2 separate regions of the Mus musculus genome follow, and region 1 is linked to region 2. The links are chromatin loops, found by intact Hi-C in ENCODE. Cell type or tissue: heart. All regions are shown on one strand. Links, peaks and the distances in the headings refer to the core of each region. The heading gives the core; the rest is flanking DNA.

Region 1 (8,342 bases), core at 99-8,098, 100 kb before region 2:
AGAAAATCATACCTTCCATGATAAAACAAACTTTAAACATCTGTCTATAAATCTAGCCATATAGAGGTTGCTAGAAGGAAAACTCCGAACTAATAAGGTTAACTACAACCCTAAAAAGTCAGGGGATAAATAATCCTAGACCAGCAAAGTCAAAATAAGAAAGCACACAAACAACACAGCAATAAAATAAAAATAATAGGAATCAATAATCATTGTTTATTCATAACTCTCAACATCAATGATTTCAATTACCCAAAAAGACATGGACTAAGAGAAGGGATGTGAAAATAGGATTTATTCTTCAGCTGCATCTAAGAAATACACCCTAACATCAAAGATACACATCACCTCAGAGTAAAGGTTTAGAAAAACATATTCCTAGCAAGTAAACATATGAAACAATAGAGGTGTAGCACTTTTGATATCTGACAAAATAAACTTCAAGTCAAAACTAATTAGAAGACATAGATAAGAATATTATGTACTCATAGAAGAAAATATCCAACAAGAGAAAGTTGCTATTCTTAACATCTATGCCCACTCACTATCATAGCTTAAATCACATATTGGCACTTATACTGAAAGTGGGAGACTTCAGTACTCTACTCTCACCAATAGACAGGTAACCTAAGCATAAATTAAACAGACAAATGTAGCTGGTCTTTGCTACTTTCTGGGTTCTTTTTTCCTCCACCCTTCTCCATCTGTTTTCCACCCTGTCAATCTCCTAACAGTAGATAGAAGAGCAAAGGGAGTATGGGGAGAGAGGAAAGGAAACAGATTGCAGAATCTAATTCCTTTTCTTCTTGTTTCTTATTTGAGCACAACTAATAAGGAACCACAACCAACCTCCATAAAAAATGAACTACCAACAACCAGCCAACCCTGCCTCTCAGGGCCCTCTATAAAGCTCCCAGAATTCAAACATCACACAATTGAAGAAGCTACCTGCAGCTGGCAAAATCACACCCTTGCTATAGTAAAATGCAAATCATAGTTGGCTGTTTTGAACATCCTTAAGCAGCCCCATACCCCACCACACCTGAGGATAAAATGAAAGTACAATTGTATAATATTTCTGTGTTTCTTAGAGAAACCAAAAATTCCAAAATTCTCACTACAGAGAGACACTGGAGCTAACTGAGGTTATAAGCATAATGTACCTAACAAATATATAAAGAACATTTCACCCAAATGCAGATGAATACACCTCCTTCCCTACACCTTATGGAATTTTCTCCAAAACTGACCACATAATGAAAGGATGACATAAACCCCATTTGTATCTATTTAAGGACCCCATTTGTCTCCATTTAAGAACCAGGTCTGATTTTGAAAACAGGTCATAAGGTACCAGTTCCAGGAACGGACCATAAAAACCCAGAACAAGATCAAGAAACCCCTCCCAAAGAACAGCCTGAGGATATCCACAAAAAATGGGGAAGCATCTTATCTCAGAATGGGCCAACTGTGCTGAACAGCCCTGTATCATCCTGTGATTAGAAGTTCATGACATAGGCATGCAGACCACTGACCGCCTGTGACACCCTAACACCCACCAATGAAATTTTAGATAACCTAATCTTTCTAGAGAGTTTGCCCATTTCTCTATAAGAAGGCCTGAGCACCTTTGTCTCGGTTGCTATTTTGAAGAATGGTTGACCACCACATGTTGGATGTTTCTGCAGAATAAATGTTCTTTGTCTCTGTATACTTTCTTTCTCTGGGGTCTTCCTTCAGTCATTTTCAGGCCTTTACAATACTTGGACACAAAGCAATCTTATATACCAGGAAATCTAAACACCACCCTGCATACCATCAGACTGCCACAGATAAATGCTGGATATCAACAAAAACAAGAACAATAGAAAGCTTACACACTCACAAAAACTGGACTGAATGAAAATGATGAATGAAACTCTGGTGAGTGAAACATGGATCAAGAGGAAAACTTAGAAAGAAATTAAAGACTTCCTAGAATTCAATGAAAAAAGATACACAAGATATCCAAACTCATGGTACACAATGAATATGATTCCAAGAGCCAAGTTTATAGCAGTAAAAGCCTACATAAAAATTTTGTGAAGACATTAAAATAATAACTTAACAGGACACCAGATAGCTTGAAATGCAAGAAGAAATTGCATGCAGACAGAGTAGATAGCAAGAAATAATCAAATTGAAGGTTGAAATCAATAAAATAGAAACAAACAAAACAATGCAAATAATCAATAAAACAGAGGTTTGTCAATCTCATTGATTTTCTCAAAAAACCCAGCTCCCCTGTAAAACTTTCAGTCTTCTCTAAAACAGACAGGAAAACAAAACGTAAAAATAAAAAGTAAAAACAATACAGATAGTAGGCTCAGAAGATGAGAAAGCATCTCATTTTAACTTCATTTGTTATTTTCACTTCATGATGCTTCAGATGTCAAAGAGGAAGTTTCTTTCTTGAAGATACAGATGTAAAATCACCTAACATGGCATTGGCTCTGTTAGTTGAGCCAAGTGCCTCTCTTTTACCACATACAAGATTAATAGATCCCCCTAAAATTGCCTTCAGCCCTTCTAGAGGAACCTAAGACCCCTGATAAAGTATTTTGTACAAAAGAGCCCGCTTGCATTTTTCCTATTTCCATTACAGTAGGGGGTTTCACAGCCAAGAAAATGAGGACCAGAGTGGAAAGATGGAGGCAGTGGCTGTTCAGACTCAGGAGCTCCTGCTCAAGCTGCAACAGAGCACCAGGTCTCCAATGCACACCAGACTCACCCTATTTGCTGGCAGGAAACCTGGCTCTGCCACCGGCTGCCTTGCTTGGGACCTGCACTGGACACAAGAGGAGCAGCTATGCCTTGGGCTCAGTGGGTAGGGCAAAAAGTGCTTTTAGAGGTAGCAGGCACAAAGTCAGACAAGTTCATAATGGCAAAAAGTCTAGAGTGCTTTCCTCCTTCAAGTATGGTATGCCCAGACCATTTTCTTTCACTTTGTGCCTTAATTCAGATCTCTTCTTTTTCTCGTTATTCTTTTTAGTTCATTCATTCGTTTCTTTCTCTTCCTTCCTTCCTTCCTTCCTTCCTTCCTTCCTTCCTTCCTTCCTTCCTTCCTTCCTTCCTTCCTTCCTTCTTTCCTTCCTTCCTTCCTCCCTCCCTCCCTTTCTCTCTCTCTTTCTTTCTCTCTCTTTCTCTTTTTCTTTCTTTCTTTCTACTAAGCTAAAGGACCAGCAATTTGATATTTTTTAACCTAATATTTTTGTGGTCTCTGTCTTGCATACTTACATACACACACAAACACACAAAAATCTTAAGTCTTTAATAGAATACACTTTAATAAGATACATTAGCCTAGCCCAACCTGTGAGCTGGGGACTGGGGTTTTTGGAGGCAATTGAACATTGGGGGTACCTCATCTCCAAGTCTCGATGCTTATGCCTCCAACTGCAAATGCTTATTGATTTTCAAAGTTTTCTTTGTCAGTGTATATGCGGGTGTCTGTGCACATATGTGCCACAATTTTCAGTTCTTAGTTTCCACCATGGGTCCCAGGGATTGAATTCAGGTAATCATACTATACAGCAAGTTCTTTTATCTGTGGAGTACCTTGCTTCTATTGCATGCATGCATGCAGGCATGCATGCGTGTGTGTGTGTGTGTGTGTGTGTGTGTGTGTGTGTGTGTGTGTGTAGTGTGTAATTTTCACATAAGTATGTGCTGTATATCTCTACTTCCTTACTATTTTACTTCCTTTCCTCTGTGCTTATCCTTGTCTATCATTTATTTTTGCCTCAGGACAGTTTTACTTTGTTCTTGCCATAGAGACATTCATGTGTTCACACTTTTGTACAAAATATAGAAACAAATACAGTGGGTGAAACAAAAATAAATTTTAAAAATAAAAATGTGTTATTTTTGTTCAGTATTCAGCAACATGCTTTTGTTCGATTTTTTTTCTAAAATTCATGTATAACAATTAATGGTCATTCAGCTTGAAAATTTTCCTTAATGATGATAATAGCGTTTTTCATTGATATTCTGGGGGTTTTCATAAATGTTATCATACTATCTGCAGATAAAATGATTTACCTCTGCCCTTTTTATTCTTATACATTTATATTAGTAAGTATCAACCAAAGCCTTCCATACAGTATTGTATGATAGCATAGAGCACAATGTCAACTTGTAATTCATACTAGTGACAGGACTAAAAGTGTCACATTTCTCCATCCTGACCACAGTTCTGTGCTGTCTATAAGGGTGGTCTCCACTTAGTAGGACTCAGTGGTACCACTCAGTAAATAGGGAAACAGAAGGGTGTTGTTTATGTGACCTTTTCTGGACAAACATCATCAGGTGCTTGTCTGAAGAAATGTGGATATGGATATAAGGTGTGGGGTGCCACCTTGTGGAAGAAAGTATTTAGTGCACTTGAGCTGTATCTTCTCCCATAGTTGTCTTGTCTGGCTCCAAGTCCCAAAGCTGGAGGAAACCTGAGTCACTCACACCACAAGCACTTAGTCTATAAGCCAAGTCAGATGTCTTGAATCTCTAAGCTAATCCCATATGCACTAATAGGAACTCAGTTGTGGTTATAGGACACCAAGAGGAATCTGCCTGTCATGGTGGTGGCCCACTATTAGTCCAAGAACTCAAGCAGGAGGGCAGAGGCAGGTAAATATCGGGGAGCAGAACATTCTACTCTATAAAAATATTTCCAGAATAAATACAAACAGAAAAAAACCTTCTGTTCCAAACTCTGATTTTCAGTAATTGATACTCAATATGAACGTGTCATTATAGATGTGTGTCCCTTCTGGGTGCAGATTGTAAGATAAACTTTATTATGCCAGGAGAATATTCATGAGAAAATAAACTAGAGCAGCCAGGCAGATAAGAACAGAAGTAATGGGGTTAGAGAGATGGTTCAGTGGTTAAGAGCGCTGGCTATTTTTCCCCAGACCCTAAGTTCAATTCCAAGAAGCCACAAGAATTCCATTATAGGTGTCTTACAACCATCTATAGTGAGTTCTAATGCCCTCTTCTGTCATGCAGGGGTAGATGCAGATAGACCACTCATATACATAGAATAAAAAAGAAAAATCTTCGATAGAAAAAAAGAAAAAATATTAAAACAATAATATTAGAATGTAAGACTAATTTTTACAGACAATATTTTGAAAGCCAAAGTAGCTGACTATGCTACTTTAAAAAAGCCTGGTGAGACGGCCCAGAGGATAAAGTTATTTGTTAATAAACCTGCATACCTGAGTTCAGCCCCTGGGCTCCACATGGTGGAAGAAAAGAACCAACTCCTGCAAGTTATTGTCTTATGTCAAGGCATATACATCTCTACCATCTCCAGTTAGTAAACAAACAAAAAGATCTGAGAAAAGAGGTGGAACTAAGCAGTCACAGTGAGAGCTGCTTTGCTTTTTAGGTCAATGCTATCAACAGATGCCATCAATTTTACCCTTCAATGATGTTTGGAGAACAGGAAGAATTCAATGGACATAAATCCCGTTTCCTGCTGAATTGCTTCAAGTTTTTCTCAATTTAGGATGATGATGTCTGTAAGATGCCACTTCCCCGCCCCCTGCCTCTCTCTATTACTCTCTGTCCTGAAACTCACTCTGTAGACCAGACTGGACTGACACTCAAAGATCCTACCTACCAATTGCACAAATTTTGATTTGTTTTGTTTTGGCAGGGTGGTTGAAGAGAAAGGCTGATGTCTGTGAATTTGAGGCTATTGAGCCAAAACAAAACAAAAAATATTCTGGCTTTCATTTTATAGAGACATGTTCCCTATAGTCATATTGTCTGTAGAACTTTGATCATGAAGGCATGCTGGATTGTATCAGAAAAGTTTTCTGTGTTTTGTACTGCAGGGTTTTTTGGTTTTTGTTTGTTTGTTTGTTTGTTTTTTTAACTTTCCTTTTCTTTCTTAAGATAGACAACTAGAGCTATAAATTTCACCAGGGTACATACATTGGGATGCTATTGAGAGACCAGACTAATTCTGTCTTGAGTTCAGGCTCCATCTTAGAGAACCTGACCTATGTTGAACTCCAGTTAACCAACAAGCCTGCCCAAGTTGATTATATATTCTGTTAGGTTCTGTGCCCTGGGAAACCAGTCATGATAGAAATCAGTAGAGCTGCTTTGTATAGTTACAATAAGTTTGGACCTGAGCCAACCATCCAGCAGCACTTCTTGCACCTGTGTATAACCTTTTATGGTTTTTGCTTTTAAAACCTGCTCCTGGGATGGACCCCAACATAAGAGGCATACTTGAAACAATATAAGAAACTATTTGGAATAGTGCTTCCATTTTGAGTAGGGGTTGAGTAAAGTTTAAGTTCCCAAGACCTCCTTGAAGACTGGCATCCTACCTGGCAGAAAGAGACATTTACCTGGGTCATTGACATTCTGTTTGGTGAATTAAGACATGAACTTTAGACAAGTTCCCTGCCACAGTTGAATACACAAAGCAATGGGAGCAGGATAAGTGTACAACAAAGACATGCTCCTAAAAAATTCCCCTATCCCTAAATCCAGATTGGTGGAATAACTTGGCACAGATGTTTGTGGTTTTAAGGAATAAAAGCCCTGTAGGATCTTAACTCAATGTCACAGTTCACCTCTGGAACCTGAATTGTGACCCTAGTCGATCAGTTCTGTGGTGTAAGCAGTCTTGGAGTTCAACACTGGCTAACCTGCCTAATGACCTGGCTTCATTATTTATTTTGTGTGGGGAGGAGGGGGGTGCCTGCCTGCCTGCCTGCCTGCCTGTCTGTCTGTCTTTTTGTCTATATACCCTGTGCATTTCTTGTGTATTCAGAAGACAGATGAAGGGGGCAGATATGGTAAAATTAGAGTTGTGGATGGTCGTCAGCTGCTTGTTGCCTGCCCTATATGTGGTGGAACATGAATCTATGAAAGACAGCGACATGACAGGCAGGACTAGAAACAGGCTATTCAGTAAGCTTCTGTCATTCATTTTAGTGTTACAGAATTATATGTGAGGAGCCTCCTAGGTATATGAAACAAAAACAACAATAGGGAAAAGCATACACGTGTGTTCTGGTTTTCCCATTTTTACTTAAAAATACTTGATTATTTCTAAGGTACACAGATCAATGAATGCATACTTCCTGGAAATACATGGAAATAAACAAACAACCACCAACAACAATGAAAACAAAAAACTGTGAGGAACAACAGTAAAACATATTGGAATTGTAAATTTCTTGTGTCCCATGTGACCCATGGCTACTGCCATTACTTTTAGCAGGCTAGAGTGGGATTAGAATCCTTAGCATCTGTGTCTATATCGTCATTGAAATAGCTGTTGGTGTAGTAAGTCATTCTGGTCCCCGACTCTCCATGCTTCTGCTGTATCCACTACGTCGGCTTTCCTCAATCTCTCCTCCATAGTCAGAGTAGGGAGACATGCATGGAAGTTGAAATTGTTTCTCTCTCTCTCTCTCTCTCTCTCTTTCTCTCTCTCTCTCTCTGTGTGTGTGTGTGTGTGTGTATGTATGTGTGTGCCTGTGTGTTCACGCACACATGTATGTGCCTATCTAGTGCCCAGCCAATGTTTGTCTTTCAGAGATTTTTACTTATTTATTTCTTGTGGCTGGGCTTGTGTGGCCTTTAGGCCATTCTTCTTAAAATAAACCAATGTAACTGTACTGGCTGGTTTTGGGTGTCAACTTGACACAGGCTGGAGTTATCACAGAGAAAGGAGCTTCAGTTGAGGAAATGCCTCCATGAGATCCAGTTGTAAGGCATTTTCTCAATTAGTGATCAAGGGGGAAAGGCCCCTTGTGGGTGGGACCATCTCTGGGCTGGTAATCTTGGTTCTATAAGAGAGCAGGCTGAGCAAGCCAGGGGAAGCAAGCCAGTAAAGAACATCCCTCTATGGCCTCTGCATCAGCTCCTGCTTCCTGACCTGCTTGAGTTCCAGTCCTGACTTCCTTTGGTGATGAACAGCAGTATGAAGTGTAAGCTGAATAAACCCTTTCCTCCCCAACTTGCTTCTTGGTCATGATGTGTGTGCAGGAATAGAAACCCTGACTAAGACAGTAACAAACAAACAAGTATGTATTTATGTGTGAGGGAAAGCACTAGAATCAGTACAGTAGAGCACATATCCAGTGTGTGTGTGTGTGTGTGTGTGTGTGTGTGTGTGTGACCTCTGAGGTCAAAAGCTGCTTGTGAAGGGACTAAAGTCAGGTTAAACTGACTCCATGACAAGTTGCAACTTAGTAATTGTAAAGTAAGCATCAGTTGCTGTTTTTCAAAAGTGAGAACCTGGGTCTAAGAACCTGTGGTCAGCCAAACAC
Region 2 (8,342 bases), core at 150-8,149:
TAAAAGCAAGTAAATAAAAATGTAGAAACAAACAAACAATAACAACAACAAAACCAAAGAAAGAAAAGAAAAAGAAAGAAAATGAAGTCATTCTTTTCTGTGTGCTTCAAAAAAGTTGGTGACTTACAAATCAACAATAGCTATACTCTGTAAAAGATTATAATGGAGCATGGGGCGGCGGGGGGGGGGGTGTAGAAATTTCGGGAAGGCAAAAAAAGCAAAGTATCTCATTTAAGTGATAATTTTTCTAACTATCTCTTTAGCACGGCTTTATGTGAGCCTACCTTTCTAGAGGCGGTCTTTTGGCCAGGTGATTGATCTTGTCCAACTGGAATATTAGTCATCTATACAGGCCAGGTATTTTAATTTTTTGACCAGAAGGATTATCCCTTAATACGTTGTTATCCTAGCACAAGGATCGAAATGAAATAAATTGTCATTAAAGTAATGGGAAGGCTAGGCTGACTCCATGATAAGCTTCAGATTGGCAGTTCAGGGGACGAGGCCTAAATCTCTGTTTCCAAGAACTGGGCAAATCCAGGCAAGTCTAGGCCTCAGAAGCTGCCCTGCCACCTGGCCTGAAGCAAGGACAATGGGTCAGCAGCAGTTTCCAGACTTCCTCAGCAAGTTTCCAGACTTCTCCAGCAACAGCTTCTAGCCCCTCCAGGTCCCAGCAATGGAGTATCATTAGAGATAGCCAAGATTAAGATAGAGGTCACCTAACCCTCCCTGGAATTCCCCTAATGTGCTTTAAAACAGGCCTGGGAGCTCACTTTGGGATCGCTCTATCTTTGTAGATGGTAGACCCCAGCATGCTGAACTTCTGCAAAATAAAACACTCTTTGCGTTTACATATTATTTGAGACTGCAGTATCATTCTTCAGAGAATCAGGGACCCTGTCTTAGTCAGGGTTTCTATTCCTGCACAAACATCATGACCAATAAGTAAGTTCAGGATGAAAGGGTTTATTCAGCTTACACTTTCCACATTGCTGTTAATCACTAAAGGTTGTCAGGACTGGAACTCAAGCAGGTCAGGAAGCAGGAGCTGATGCAGAGGCCATGGAGGGATGTTACTTACTGGCTTGCTTCCCCTGGCTTGCTCAGCCTGCTCTCTTATAGAACCCAAGACTATGAGTCCAGAGATGGTCCCACCCTCAAGGGGCCTTCCCCCTTGATCACTAATTGAGAAAATGCCTCACAGCTGGATCTCATGGAGGCACTTCCCCAACTGAAGCTCCTTTCTCTGTGATAACTCCAGCCTGTGTCAAGTTGACACACAAAACCAGTCAGTACAGTCCCTTACAGTAAGACCAGTTGTCACTAATTCTTCGTTTTTCACTAGCCACACTCAGCGTTAGAGCAATGGAGGCAAAATAATAGAGAATTGAAATTTTTGTTGTTCTGTCCAATAAGTACTGTAAGTGAAGGTGTATATAAAATGGTGACTGTAAGGATGGAGCACAAACTTAATCTAGCAAGAGACCAGTTGTGGCAGGTCTATGGGTTTGCAGACACTGTGAAATGGAGATTTTGAGAATCAGGACACTGGGAGTGAACCAGAAGGGTAGGACTTGTGGTTAAGAGGGATAGTTAAGCTCATGGAGAGGACACAGTTATAATGACAGTTCTAGGATATTCTCATGAGCCTTGGTGGCATAGTAGAGTGGAGGACAAGATCATAGGCAAAGATAATTTAAGGAACGGTGAAGCCAAGCATGTGGAAAAAAGTTTCTGTAATCTTTGAAGCCAATGAGGAGTGAGAGAAGAGGAGCATTGTTGGAAGTAAATATCAGCCAGGAGCTAAACCCATCAAGGACTCAGGGAAGAAAGTGGATGCTAAAATGTAACCTCCAAACAATGTGGGGATAGCAGTGTATTCTGATAGCATATGGTGCAAGAAAGTATACTTACCTGCAATATAACTTCTTCCATACTTTTTCGAGAATAACTTAAATTCTAAATCCAAAGTGCTAGCAGGACTGGTTCCATATGAAAGCTTCGGGGAAGAATCTGCTTATTTGTTCCACATTTTAGAGGCTGCTATCATTTGCTCTCTGGAGGCAGCAACTTTGATCTCTGCCCTCATTGTTCTTCCTCTCTGATTTAGGACTATGTTCCTGTAAGGTTCCTTAGGGTTATTAAGCCCACTTTGGCAGACAGGATTACCTCCCCACTTAAATGTTCTTGATTTAATTTAATTAGCCATTTCTTTTCCTGCCGTATAAAGTACCTATCACAGGTTCTGAAAACAGAATGTGGACATGTTTGTTCGCATGTCCTATTTCTCTCTTGGAATATTTGAGTTCTTAATTCTATTCCCCAAACTTGGCTCTTTATATTTGTTATTTCTAGAAGCACTACCACCAATCTCTGAGTAGGGCTCTCTCTCTCTCTCTCTCTCTCTCTCTCTCTCATTAGTATTAAGAAAGGAATTAAAATTCAGTGCAAATCCTGTTTATTCCATTTCTGAAAACTTATTAATTGTTCATCTGCCATCAAATCTCACTTGGATGATGGCAAGGCCTGGCTTCGCTCCCTGATTCATTACTGCACTATCCTGGTCTAGGCTGAATAGCACTGACATGGTTGTGAACAAAAACTTCCGGAAAGAAACTGCGTCTGACTGTGAAAGGAAATTCCTGAAAGTTAACTGTTTCTGCAAAGACTATTGGCTGATTAGAATTTCAGTACTCTGGAGAGATTGCAATTTTGCTGGTCCAGAGACCAATAATTACCTTATCTTGGGCTAAGTCAGAACTAACATCATGATACAATAGATACAAAACAAACAAACAAACAAACAAACAAAACCACAAACAACCTTTTAGAATCTACTGACTTATCAGGCAACTAGCTTCTACCAATACAAAAGCCGAGTGCCATTAGAGTCATCCTGAGCCTATAGAAAAGCTTCCACTACCTGCTTCTTGTATGTACCCAACAATATATTTTAAACTTGCCTTAATTTGTGACTTTCTCTGCTCTGTAAAACCACAAAAACTTTATGAAACTGCTTCCATGAAATTTGGGGTGACCATATCATTGTTCCAGGGTCATGATCACTCAAAATGGCTTCAGAATAAACTCCTAATCCTTTTAAGATGAGAGCTATGGTTTTTACCTTTCATTTTTTGTTTCCAGCGGCACGTTACATCCGAATTCATCATAAGGAAATAGGTTCTTACTGTATACTAGACAGGGTATGCAACTGTCAGCTCACTGTTGCAGATTAGGGTTAGGCTCCACCCTTGCAGATTTTTAAAAGGAGTAAGGCCGGGCTATATGCAAACCGAGTTCCCATAATGCCTTGTTTTCTTTGGAGTCGAAGGTTCCTGCAAGTGGAAAACTTCCTGGAGCTGACCTACTAGGTATTGAACCAGTTTCTGCATTGCTGAATCAATCTCCCAAGGGTAATTCCACAGAAATCCCAGGGGCTTGGAGTAAACAAGACCGCGCCTAGCCCAGCTAGAGGAAGTTTTATTCCGGAACCCAGCGCCATTTCTGGGTGGGACTGCTTTCTACACCATTTGCCGTAAAACGTTGTTTGAGAACGGTGTGAGGGGAATGGAGGTCTCTTCTCGGAGTTCAGAGCCTCTGGATCCGGTGTGGCTCCTTGTAGCCTTCGGCCGGGGAGGAGTCAAGCTAGAAGTTTTGCTGCTGTTCTTGCTGCCATTTACTTTGGGTGAGCTGCGGGGAGGCCTGGGGAAGCACGGACACACGGTTCACCGGGAACCCGCGGTAAATAGGCTCTGCGCAGACTCCAACGCTGGTCTGGGCTGCCTGTGAGTGCTCAGCGCCCCTTTCCCATGGGTGAGCGTGGGGCGCCCTCTACCCAGATCTTGGGTCGTACGCAGCCGGCAGGAACGCGTGGTCTCCCAGCTGCTTGTCTTTATTAGCTGTACGCTGTGCTTTTCTGTGCTGAATGTAGTGAGAGAAACGGTGTGGGGAGCAGGGGGTTGCAGGAATATTGAGAGATGCAATTTCTAATCCTAGAATTTGGTTATGAGGAAAGTTAATATTTTTGTGTTTCCTTATCTGTGAAATGGAGATATTGATGTCTTTCGTGGTATTGGTATTTAATAGGTGCCATCAAATATCTAACCCAATTTCAGCTCCTTAATTTATTTCTATCTTGAGACATTCCCTATGCACTTTCTCCGAAGGCCTAGACAAACAGGCCCAGGGATACAGTTTTCACACAGTGAGACTGTGTACTTTATCTCCCACCCCAAATCCTCATTAACTCCCTTGAGCTTCCACTTTAAGGAAGGTCCTTCCACTCCCACTCCAAGGTAAGATTTGAAAAGCTAGCAAGCCTCAAGGTGCAATGAAATATTTGCAAGTAGAAAAGACTGTAGAATTTACATATTAAATTTTACTGATGGTTAAGAACAAAATAGAGTGCCCATTTTACCCACCATGAAAGTTCTAATTTCCCTTTCCTTTCTCCTTAATCAGAACTTTCTAAGAGAAAGACTTCCTTGAAGTCTTTTGCATTGTTTGTTTTTTATTGTATTTCCAAAGTTAAATGAAAATGATTTTTTTCCAACATATAGTTATTGGTTACATATTATTTGACTCTCTCTGCCACATAATTAATGCTGCTAAGACTTAAAAGAAAATAACTGAGTCTAGAAGTTAAATCAAAATATGTATTGGAAAGTACATTAACAAAATGAAATGCAGTTTCATTTTTTAAATTATATTATTTTTTCCCCGTTGACCATAGTACTGATCCATTCCTGAGTGCCAGAGAGGAGGATCATGCATGGTCCATTGTAGCTAGCTGGAGAACTGAGAGTATGAGGGATGATGCAAGTTCTTTTATCCAATGTAATGTTGCTGTGTCTCATTCAACAGGTCACTGCCCAGCCCCATCACAGCTTCCTTCTGCCAAACCTATAAATCTAACTGATGAATCCATGTTTCCCATTGGAACATATTTGTTGTATGAATGTCTCCCAGGATATATCAAGAGGCAGTTCTCTATCACCTGCAAACAAGACTCAACCTGGACGAGTGCTGAAGATAAGTGTATACGTGAGTAACTGCAGAAGAGGCTCCTTTGTGCCAAATAGTAGAGTCGGCCTCAGTTTGTCTGGATTTTAGATTATGACTCATTATTAGTAATCTTATCTAAGGTATATAGTACATGTGGATCATCATTCTTGTCAGTCAAGTCTTTTTAACTGTGATTCTGTCTTCTCAATTGTTAATAAATTTAATAAGAATGATTGTCACAGGGCATGCTTAAGAGAAAATATCATCAGAATATTTCACTTAGGGTGTCTAACTTTGCACAAGTGTCATTAAGTAATGATTCTGAAACAAAGTGTATTTAATAACTAAGAGATGAAAAATGTTCAGACTTTAAGGCCAATAAATTAGAATACTTAGAAGAATGCTTCATGTTTTAGGGAGCCACTGTGTGAAAATAAGAAAAAACTTGGATGAGAGTTCTTTTGGAAGCTAGTGTCTGATGAATTTCCCCAAAGTGGCAAAAACTTTGAAGTATTACAAATATATATATTCTACAGTAAGTTATAATCAGGTTAGAAATTCATAAACTACAGAAAGTTCAGTTTACTGTACTTGGTTCCAAAATTCTGTTTCTTTTTCATAGGAAAACAATGTAAAACTCCTTCAGATCCTGAGAATGGCTTGGTACATGTACACACAGGCATTCAGTTTGGATCCCGTATTAATTATACTTGTAATCAAGGGTGAGTTGGCAACAACATCTCTTCATTCAAGAGTTCTGGAATAGCAGTACTACTTTCTAGTCAAATCTCAGGAAAGACATCTAATCTATTACTTCCTTATTTGGTTTTTGTTTGTGTTGTGTTTTGTTGTGTTTGTGCTACAGATTGAACTTAAGACTTTAAATATGCTAGACATATTTAAACAATATAATTGTTCTACAGCAAAGCAATGCCATCGCAATGTTACCTATCCTTAAAAGGCTTGAACATAATTGTTTGATTCTTGATTAAAATGAATAGAGATATAACATGACTTTGTGGGAAAGATTTGTTATCCCTGTTGAATAAGCAAAATAACACATGCGTTAGCTTTCCAATACTATGATAAAATAATTGAGGTAATGAATTAAAAGAAGGAAAGTTATATTTTCACTCATAATTACAGAAGTTTTAGTTCATGTTCTCTTGACTCTCTGGCTTTGGTCCATTACAGCAGGAACATGGTGAAGAAGGCCCATTCACCTTATAGTTGCCATAAAGAAAAGAGAGGCAAGAAAGGGCTAAGGTCTCAATATCTTCTCCTAAGGCATTGTCACTGGTGTCCTAATTTTGTCCCTTAAGGCCTACCTCTTAAAGATTCTACCACATCCCAATAAGATCATAGCCTGTGAGACTACGCCTTTAATCTATAAGCCTTTAGGGGATGTCTCTAACTATGGAAACATAGAAAGTGAAGCACTCACTGGTTGAGATAGTGCAGTCTAAGTACACAGACTTCTGAAATTCAGAGTGGATGCTGCTAGAAGAAAGAAAAGCCCAGGGAGCTCCGAGGAAGATCAGGCCTTAAATTTACAGCTTTTATTAGTTTACCAAGGTTGTTGACATGAGTACCACAGAGTGTTTTCAAACAAGAAAAATTATTAAGAGTTTGATTCTAAGTCTAAAAGTTCAAAATAAGGTGTTATCAGGACTCTGTTCCCTTTGATGTCTTTAGGGGTGGGATCTTTCTTGCCTCCTCCAGCTTCTGGGAGCTTTAGGCCTTCTATGTCTGTAGAGCACAACTCTAATTTCTGTGTCCATCTACATGATTACTTTCTTTCTGTTCTGTATGTATTTATATTCAGTGTTCTCTCTTTTCATAGTGATACTAGTTATGTTGGGTTAGGATCCATTCTAAAGACCCTAAATTTAGCTTAACTACATCTATAAAGACCCTATTTCCAAATGATGTCACATTGACAGGGAACAGGAGTTTACAGGATGACCATATCATTTAGGGAATACAATTCAACCTCAGAAATCCCTCTTTGAACATATCAAGCATAAAGTCACAAAGTATGTGCTAATGTTAGTTCTCATTACTCAACACAGAGTGAAATTCTGAATGTTAAACTATAGGACATGAACTAAATCTGTGTTCTTATCAAGATCCAAATAAAAATGGTATTTGAAAGTTCAAAAACTTTAAAACATTTGCTTTTCAAAGAACACTTTTGAAATAACACAAATAGAAAAACTATCTCTAAAGCATAGAATTTAAAAAGATGTTTCCCTAATATAGAATTCTTATAATTCCAGTGAAAAGACAGATAATTTTAAAATAGGCAAGGCTGAGATGGCTCAGCTGTTAAGGGTATATATTGCCCTTGCAGAGGACCTGGGGTCAGTTCTTAGCACCCACATCTGCCTGTAACTACTCAGCTCCAGGGAACTGAAACACTCTCAGGCCTTCACTGGTACTACATGTAAATACACAAACCCTCATATACACATAATTAAAAAGAAGAAATACATCTTTGAGCCAAGGGTGGTGGTGTATGTCTTTAACCACAGCACTCAGGAAACAGAGGGAGACATAGCTCTGTAAATTCAAAGCCAGTCTGGTCTACATATTGAGTTCCAAACCAGTCAGCTTATAGTGAGATCCTGTCTCAAAACAAAAGAAAAAATGAGGGAAGGATTAAACATTTTTCCAAAAAAAATGCATAAATGGTGTATAAGTAAGACATTTACTGCATATATTCATCAAAATACAAATTATAACCACTTTGAGATACTGCCTTACCTACAAAAATATCTCTAAAAGGAAGACAATAGGAAGTGTTGGCATAATTGGAAAGAAATGGAAGATCCTATACATTTCTGAAGTAGGCAACATACCAATATGTTTGAAAACTCCCAACAGTAAACAAACTCGTAGATCTCATTAGAGCACAGTGACTTGTGAAATGCTTGTGAAGATTGGATAGCCTGCCTACCTTTTAAGGTACAACAAACCAATGCATAAGCAAAAGGATGATCGCTCATCCGGAAAACATAGCTCCACAAAATGAATTTACTATGGCAGCTGTAACTGACAAAGGAGCTCAAAAGATACTTAACCAAAAATTCAGGATGACTTCTTTGAAGGAGGTTGTGAATTGCAGGAGAACACAGAAAATGCAGGGATACAGTAAATAAAACAAATGAAAACTAAAACAAATTCCACAGTCAAGGAATACGATGAGTAAACTGAGAATGCACACAAAGGTTTGAACAAAGAGAAGAAAAATTTAATGAACTAAAAAAGGGGAAGCATTTTGAGCCATCATTAAGCATATTGGTATAGCTTGGTACTCTCTGAAAGAACAAAGAAAA

The links. A loop is a pair of places that touch in the nucleus more often than their neighbours do. Peaks named below come from ENCODE experiments on the same cell type or tissue, not always from the same donor. Only the 100,000 strongest peaks of a DNase experiment are listed, where the experiment ranks them.
Region 1: a loop joins it to region 2, with 7 times the contacts of the local background. A loop is called at or near these places in 9 of 42 quality-filtered maps.

What each region holds. Positions count from the first base shown.
Region 1 is chr1:195,228,876-195,237,217 of GRCm38, reverse strand. No RefSeq gene overlaps it. Among named protein-coding and RNA genes, the nearest start is that of Cr2, 56 kb to the right of the region's middle. In heart, for the core only: a CTCF peak has its summit at 4,413 (motif pointing left); no DNase peak of the experiment used is centred there.
Region 2 is chr1:195,126,531-195,134,872 of GRCm38, reverse strand. It overlaps Cr1l (complement component (3b/4b) receptor 1-like), which reads left to right and starts at 3,303. Exons shown (of 10, transcript NM_013499.2): 1 at 3,303-3,685; 2 at 4,864-5,043; 3 at 5,627-5,726. The coding sequence starts at 3,568. Gm32313 (a long non-coding RNA gene) reads right to left here and starts at 3,429. Exons shown (of 3, transcript XR_865921.3): 1 at 1,915-3,429; 2 at 285-406. In heart, for the core only: a CTCF peak has its summit at 3,830; a DNase peak (open chromatin) is centred at 3,772; H3K4me3 peaks cover 2,375 bases; H3K27ac peaks cover 1,730 bases.